Linked DNA regions of Homo sapiens: region 2 is linked to region 1. A link is a loop called in an ENCODE intact Hi-C map of the cell type or tissue named here. Cell type or tissue: Caco-2. All regions are shown on one strand. Links, peaks and the distances in the headings refer to the core of each region. The heading gives the core; the rest is flanking DNA.

Region 1 (4,298 bases), core at 297-4,296:
CTTTGGCCACGCACTCCCGCTGTCCTAGGCCGAGGCTATGCTGCACTTGCAGAGATGGTCTTCCCGCTCCTCGCCTGCCTACCTCACAGCGAGGCCCCGGGCACCAGCCCTGGCCCCGGCCCCGGCTAGGGCTGCGGGCCAAGGCCCGCACCCTGCTGCCTCCCCTGAGTTGACTTGTCTGGGAGGGTGAAGACCAGCCGGCTTATTTAATAGGTTGTGAACCCAACAAGCGCTGAGAGACACAACAACTGCCTGAAGAGAGAACAGACGGAGCTCCTCCTCCTTCTGTAGTCACCTACAGACTGAAGCCCACTGGCCCCAGGTGGGAGCCCAGGCATGTGGCACACAATGCTCCACCCCACACTTCACAATGCCCTCCCCGACACCTCACAGTGCCCCACCCTGCCTGCCACCCCTCCCCAACAGCTCAGAATGCCCCTGCCTTGGCTGCCCCACCCTGTGGCTTATGATGCTGCTGCTCTCCTGGCCCCTCGTGCAGTGCCAGTGGGACTAAGGTTTTCATTCATCACCAGCTTCCTGAGATTTTAGTCCTAAGAAAAGCAAAGGGTAGTTCATTCCTCGAAGCCAGCTTCCTCTATGAGTTCTATACAAAGCCTCAGTAGAGTGGGTCCCATTAGCAACCAAGTTGAACAACTTTTATTTGCTGACTGAATATAGATACACCTGAATTGTTGACTGCTTTTGTAACTAAACACTCCTCTCCTGTCTTCCAACGAGTGGTCATTTTTGTCCGCAACTTGACCACAGCAATCCCTGGGGCCCTAGCTCTACTCTCAATAAAGAGTTATGGCTGTGTGTTTTGAATGACACCTTAGGACCCATCCTGCCTCCACCTCCTTCTCCATAAAATAGAAACCTAACTTGCCCCTCCAAGCTCTGAAATGCTGAAACTTACCAACTCCCTTTTCTCCCCGCTATTTCTTCCTTCCGTGGCAGGGACTTTCAGGTTTTCTTTCTTTTACTAACAAGGCACTAAGCATGATTTTCTCATACAAAATCGAGAGCCATAAAGTGGCTTACCACAGTCCTATTTCAATAAAGATGAATACTCGACATCTGGCAAGTAGTGTGTGCCTGACAGTGTCCCCACTGTGCTATGCTCATTTAACCCTCAGAAACAATCTCATGTTACAGATTTTGCAGAAGTTGTTGAGACGGAGAAGGTAAGTAACCTCCCCAAGGTCACATGACTGCTAAGGGTGGGGCCATAGTTTGATCCCAGGTAGTCTGAATTCCCCAATTGCTTAAGCATGATTATCAGAAAGTATAGCAATATGGCGTTGTTTGCCAACGGGCAATGAGTACTGCTGTTGCTCCCTGTTCTATGTCCTGGCCATCTTCAGCCATGTCCATGGCCGACTCTAAATCCGCATAGCAGGGCCCCTTGAAGCACTGCTGGATCTGCCCTCTGCTTTCACTGGCCCTGCTTCTGCACAGTCTCAGGCATCTGAGTGGGTGATGGGATTGCATCCATCCCTATGAGGGTCCAGCTCGCTCTGTAGCCCAAGCTGGAGTGCAATGGCGCGATCTCCGCTCACTGCAAGCTCCGCCTCCTGGGTTCACGCCATTCTCCTCCTTCAGCTTCCTGAGTAGCTGGGACTACAGGCGCCCGCCACCATGCCCAGCTAATTTTTTTGTGTGTTTTTAGTAGAGACGGGGTTTCACAGTGTTAGCGAGGATGGTATCTATCTCCTGACCTCGTGATCCGCCCGCCTCGGCCTCCCAAAGCCGAGGATTACAAGCGTGAGCCACCGCGCCTGGCCTAGAATTATTGTTATAAAATGTCTCATGTCACTCTCAGGAGTAATTAGGCAACTTCATTTCCGTACATCAGTGGCATGGGCAACTACATATTTTAGAAATTTACTGTTATTTTCTTATTTCCAGGCTTCCTCAAATGTTTCAGGTTCAAAGCCCTGGCCTCCCACTGTCTTCCCACAACCCAGCTCTGTATCCTGCCCCCTCCCTCCCCTGCACCTGGCATTGCACAGAAGGTGTGAGTGTCCCTTAAATGCTTCTGCGAGGCTTAGCTTACTCCTGCAATGTCTGTGCCTATTAGTAAAAGGCAAAAGGTCAAGGAAAGAATGCAATCAAGCTGTGATTCTAAAACCAGATGTTTTCTTTCAGGTAACTCTGAAAAGTCAGAGATTCATAATTTGATCATCTATGTATTTTCCCCCAGAAAAGGCACTGAACAGGTTACATGTCCAGATCTTTGGATATAATCTATTGGAGAAAGGATCTGGGTCTGATGCATGGTTCTTACCCTAGCAGCCAGCCCAAGAAGATAATGGAGCAATATGTCATGAACGGAGGGATGGGTGGATGAAGAGAACCGCGGCCCAACATGTCTCTCTAGGAGAAAAATAAATCAAAGGGAGAATTCTTGCTTGCAAAAAATGAGCGGAGGATAGGGAGAGAGAAAAAGACAGTGAGAGAGGGAAAAGAGACAAGACAGAGAAATAGCCAATAAAGCAGACACACACAAAAAAGGGAGAGATGAGAGGAGAAAGAAACGGGACGGGACAAGGAGACAAGAGGCAGAAAGGCAGGGGACAGGAACAGGAATGGGACTCAGAGAGGACCTGGGAGAATGCGGGAGGAAGCTGGCGACAGAGGGAAGGGAAGGACCCAACAGCCAAAGTCAGGACTCAAGAGCGCTACTGTGGGGAAAGGCAGTGGAAATGAGATGGGCCCCGCTGCCCGCGCCCGCTTGCTCTCGGTCTTGGTCTTGGCCGACCTGAGGGCGCTTCTCTCCCAGGCTGTCAGGCGGCGCGCAGGGAGGAGGTGCAGACGCGGCCGCCACCGCCAAGCGCCCAGCGCGCGGCTCTGAACTTGGCGCCAGAGCCCTGAGGACACCAGGCCCCGCCTTCCTGGCCGCACACGCCTTCCGGGCAGGGCTTGTGGGTGGGCGGCCCCGGCGCGGGAGGGTGCCGGGGCCGGAGAACCCGCAACCCGGTAGAAAGCCTGTGATCAGCTGGGCAGCCCAGTCCTCCCCGGGCTCAGCTCGGCAGACAGCCCTCTGATGGCTCGGACTGGGCCGGGCGCCGGCGCCTGCGGGAGGGCGAGGGCGTCCTTTGAAGGCGGCTCCAGCTCTCGCCGCCGCCCTCTGGCTCTAGGCTCCCCTACCTCTCGCTCCTGGGCCCTGGGGGCCGCGGCGATGCGCCCCGTGCCTGTGGCTCCCTCTTCGCGGACGACCCCCGTGGCCTCCCAGCCCTCCCTCCCCGCGCGACCTGGCGGCCCCGCTAGCGGCACCTCCCCAGCGCCCAAGTAGCCCAGATCCTCCAGGAGCGCCCCGCCGCCTCCGCTCTCCTGGCCCCCGCTCCCCTGGCCCCAGCTGTGACCGCGCAGCACTTTGCCAGGAAGGGGGGCTCCGCGACCCTTACAACACAGAGGTGTCTGGGGGCTTAACTGCCCCTGGAGGGTGGGAGGGGGCCAGGGCAGAAGGGCCGTGGTCTGGACGGAATGACTGTGGGGTGGGTGGAGACTGCGCTGGGACTCGGAGGACCTGGGGTTTCCCCTGCAGTGGGGGAGTGAGGGTAGATGGGATAGAGTCTCAGGTAATCGCAGTTCTTGGTGCTGTTGCAGGCAAGTGTGCATGGGTCACATTGCTTGAGCGTAGGGTGCAAAGCAGCTTCGTTTGGAGAAGGGAGAATTCTTCAAGTACTGAAAGGAAAACCACCCTGAGTCCCTGCTCCCTCATTGATTAATTCCGTCACTCAGTGGGTGTTCTGACGTGGTAGGGGTGAGTGGGTGCGCGGAGATACCGTGAGGAAGCGCTGAGTTTCTCTCCAAGGCTTTGGAGGGTCTGTTGCAAAGATGAGATCCTCAAGGACAAACATAAGTCTGAGGAGGGGAAGCTGGGTTCAGAACATACATCAAACCTTAGAGATGGTCCTGTTACAGGAAAGAGGTCCCCATCTAAACCCCAAGAGAGGGTTCTTGGATCTCACGCAAGAAATAATTCAGGGCGAGTCTGCAGTGCAAAGCAAAAGCAAGTTTATTAAGAAAGTCAAGTGGTCAGAGTGCAGCTACTCCATAGACAGAGTGGGACGTTCCCGAAAGTAAGAGGAGTAAAGCCCCCATCCTAGGTACAACGCTTGTGTAGATGGGGAGATGTGCTCTGCAAAAGAGTTTGTGATAAAGGATTCATTTTCTTAATTACTGTATTTTGCAAGCATCAATATTATCTTTAAAGCAAAATTAGGAATGCCTTTGTTCTCCAGATATCTTGATATCTGGACACTCCCAAGTCTGGGTCTGTTTAGTAAACATTA
Region 2 (4,507 bases), core at 229-4,228, 57 kb before region 1:
ACAAGACAAGGATGTCTGCTTTAATCACTAGTGAACATTGCAACTTCTAGCAGAGCAATCAGCAAGAAAGACAAATAAGAGGTATCCAAACTGGAAAGGAATAAATTATTTCTCCTTTCAGATTACATAATTCTATATATAAAAAAAATCTGAAGAAAATCCATCAGAAAGCTACTAGAGCTAATAAAAAATTCAGCAAAAGTGCATATTACAAGGTCAACACACAAGATTCATTCATGTCTCTATATGCTAGAAATAAATAATCCAAAAACAAAATTAGGAAACAAATTCCATTTATGATAGTATCTAAAAGAACAAAACACCTAAGAATAAATTTAATGAAAAATGTGAACACTTGTACACTGAAAAGAGCAAAGCATCACTGAAAGAAATTAAAGAAGTTCTAAACAAATTGAAAGCAACCCTGTGTTGATGGATTTGAAGACAAATTAATAGTGCTAAAATAGCAGAACTACCAAAGCTGTCTAAAGATTCAATACAATATTTAGTAAAATTCCAACAGTCATTTTACTGAAACAGTACTGAATTGGTACTGAAATACCAATTCTCAAATTCCTAGAATTGTACATGGAAATCCTAAAAAACAAAGACAAAGTTGGAGGACTCAAACTCTACCATTTCAAAACTTATCAAAAACCTACAGTAATTAAAACAGCATGGAATTGGCATAGGATAGGTATATAGATACATGGAATAGAATTGAATCCAGACATAAACCATATATTTATGGAAATATTTATATTTCCATAATATAAATATGAAATATTTATTTTCAACAAGCCTGCCAAGTCTATTCAATGGGCAAAGAAAAATCTTCAACAAATGATGTTAGGACAACTGAATTTCCAAAGGCAAATTAAGGTTAGGCTTCATCCCATATACAAAAATTAACTCACACCATGTGTAAAAAATTTACTCATACTATATACAAAAATTTATTCAAAATGAATCGATGACTCAAATATGAGAGCCAAAACCATGATACTCTTAGGGATAAATATGAACTGGGGTTTGGCAATGGATTTTTAAATATGACACCAAAAATACCACAGCAACAAAAAACTAGATAAGTTGAACTTTATCAAAGTTGAAAACATCGGTTCATCAAAGGACATTATTATGAAGAAAGTGAGAGATAGCTTACAGAATGGAAAAAATATTTGCAAATCATATATCTCATAAAGATTTAATATCCAAAATATATAAAGAATCTTTAAAACTCAATAACAGAAGACAAAGAACCTATTTTTTTAATTTCCATAGTTTTTTGGGGAACAGGTGGTGTTTGGTTACATGAGTAAGTTCTTTAGTGGTGATTTATGAGATTCTGGTGTACCCATCCTTGATCATTAGTGATGTTGAGCATTTTTTCATATGTTTGTCAGCCATTTGTGTATCTTCTTTTGAGAATTGTCTATTCATGTCCTTAGTCCACTTTTTGATGGGATTGTTTGTTTTTTCTTGTTGATTTGTTTGAGTTCATTGTAGATTCTGGATATTAGTCCTTTCTCAGATGTACAGAGTGTGAATATTTTTTCCCGTTCTTCGGGTTGTCTATTTACTCTGCTGACTGTTCCTTTTGCAGTGCAAAAGCTCTGGTATAAAAATAGGAGCATAAACCAATGGAACAGAATAGAGAACCCAGAAATAAATCCAAATACTTACAGCCAACCGATCTTCAACAAAGTAAACAAAAACAAAGTGAGGAAAGGACACCTGTTTCAACAAGCAATTGTCCTGCCTCAGCCCCCCGAGCAGCTGGGACTACAGTCTTATGCCACAACGCCCGGCTAATTTTGTTGTTGTTGTTGTTGTTGTTGTTGTTGTTGTTGTTTTTCAGATTTTTAGTAGAGACAGGGTTTCATTGTGTTGGCCAGGCTGGTCTCGAACTTCTGACCTCAGGTGATCAGCCTGCCTCAGCCTTCCAAAGTACTGGTATTACAGGTATGAGCCAGCACACCTGGCCTTCTTCACAACTATTATGATGACAGTAATAAAAATAAATAAATACATAAATAGAGAGAGAGAATAGGGGGAGGAAAAAGGGTTAGCCAAGATGTGGATAAAGTTAAAGACACTTACATTGGTGGTGGGAATATCAAATTGTGCGCTTACTGTGGAAATCAATTTGGAGGTTAATCAAAAAGCTAAACATAGAATAATTCCACTTCTAGGTATATACCCAAAATAATTCAAGCGTGACTCAAACAGATACTTGTACACCAGTGTTTTTTTTTGCAGCATTTTTTACAATAGTCAAAAGGTAGAAAAACCCTAACAGATGAATCTTTAAGCAATGAATAGATGAACAAAAATGTTGTACATAAATACAAAGGATTATTATTCAGCCATAAAAAAGAATGATGTTTTGATACACACTACAGCATAATGAACCTTAAAAACATTTTCTAAGTGAAATAAGCCAGACTCAAAAGGACAAATATTGTATGATCCCAAACATATGAAATATCTAGAATGGGAAAAGTCATAGAGATAGAAAATATGTTAGTGATTACTAGGATGTGAGGGGAGAGTTAAAAGGTGTTACTGTTTTATGAGTATAGTTTTTGTTTGGAGTGATGAGCTAATTTTAGAAATAGATAGTTCTGATGTTTATACATTTTGCATGTAATTACTACCATAGAATTATACACTTAAAAATTTTTAAATGATGTATGTATATCATATTGAAATTTTAAAAAGCAAACAAATAGGAGGTGCCTAAGCTTGACTCATGTTCATTAATTTGCTGACCCCTTTGTTATGGCAGTGGTTAATATATTTTAGAATTTAAAATTCACTTAAAAGATGTGTTAAAAGACAGATTGCTGTTTCCTTAGTTTCTGATTCATTCATGCTGGAATGGTACCCAGGAATTTGCATTTCTAATACATTTGTGTATGATGTGGATGCTGTTGGTCTGTTGATCACACTCAAAAAACTTCTAGACTACATTATGCCTAAAACAGTTCCTCTGTCTCATCAGTGCAGTTGTTTAATTGATTTGTTTTTTTTTTCTCCAAGTAAAGAGATTAAGTTATTCTAATCTAATAACATGCTAATATAGTTTGGCTCAGTCAGGCAAAATCAATCATACATATGAAATCATTAACAGCTGAAAAGAAATAGAGAGAGACAAAGTTGGGAAGAGATTAAAAGTGAGAGCTGATGTAGGATTGCCTGGATGCAACTAACATCCCAGTTCCATCACCTTTCTCCTCTGTAACACTGGAACAGGTAATGAACTTCCCTGAGATTTAGATTCCCTTGCCTGTAAAGGAGAATAAATAACAAAAATTCCTCATAGAGTATTTTGAGGATTACATGGGATACTGCTTATAAAGTTGCTAGCAAAATGTCTGGTACATAACAAGTCCTAATAAACAGTTACAGATGAAAAAAAGATGGACAGGGAATAACATTCATGACAAATCAATCTGAAAAATGTTGATGTAAAAAATTCTAGAACTCAGGATATCTTCACAAAGTCGGTGTATTAAAATAAATATGGCATAAACCCTCCAATGTGAGCCTTATAAAAAGAGGAGATTTGCTTATTATGAAAAAGAGAAAGAGTGGAGGGTCTATGAGGTAATTATTAATATTAGTTTTATTAAATATTAGCACATTTCCTTAAGTGTGTACAGCAACCTCAAGCTGGTGTTATTAACTGAACTTGGGAGAACATTTGAGCTCATGAACTATTCACATTGTTCTAAATCTAAGTAAAAAAGTGATAAAAGAGAGAGTGAAGAAGCTAGTTAAAATGTGTTTTCCATATATATAAATATACATAATATATAAATAAATATATATTATATATAAATAAATATAAATAAATTTAATATTTATAAATTTAACATTTATAAATATATTATATATTATATATAAATAAATATTTATAAATTTAAAGTTATAAATATATTATATATATTATATATAAATATTTATAAATTTAAAATTATATATAAAAAGATATAAATATATATGTAAATATATAATGTATAATATATCTAAATATAAATATATTTAATAATATATAATATATCTAAATATAAATATATTTAATAATATATAATATATATAAATATAAATATATTTAATATATAATATATCTAAATATAAATATATTTAATATATAATATATCTAAATATAAATATATTTAATATATAATATATCTAAATATAAATATATTTAATATATAATATATCTAAATATAAATATATTTAATATATAATATATATAAAAATAAATATATTTAATAATATATAATATATAAAAATGTAAATATATTTAATAATATATAAATAGATTATATATATATAAATGTAGCTAACAGTTCCAACAATGTTCAAATAAGGCAAAGGCCCAGCTGCAACCAATCCAGTTGTTTCTGTACCTCACTTTCCTTTTGCTGTCCATAAATCTTCTTCCACCACGTGGCTGCGCTACAGTCTCTCTAAATCTGCTGTAATTCTGGGAGCT

What was found. A loop is a pair of places that touch in the nucleus more often than their neighbours do. Peaks named below come from ENCODE experiments on the same cell type or tissue, not always from the same donor. Only the 100,000 strongest peaks of a DNase experiment are listed, where the experiment ranks them.
Region 2: it touches region 1 in a loop (4-fold over the local background); 1 of 110 quality-filtered maps calls a loop at or near these places.

Annotation. Positions count from the first base shown.
Region 1 is chr10:46,105,279-46,109,576 of GRCh38, reverse strand. It overlaps the pseudogene AGAP7P. Among named protein-coding and RNA genes, the nearest start is that of MSMB, 61 kb to the right of the region's middle. In Caco-2, for the core only: no CTCF peak of the experiment used is centred there; a DNase peak (open chromatin) is centred at 2,746; H3K4me3 peaks cover 1,450 bases; H3K27me3 peaks cover 377 bases.
Region 2 is chr10:46,162,430-46,166,936 of GRCh38, reverse strand. No RefSeq gene overlaps it. Among named protein-coding and RNA genes, the nearest start is that of MSMB, 120 kb to the right of the region's middle. In Caco-2, for the core only: no CTCF peak of the experiment used is centred there; no DNase peak of the experiment used is centred there.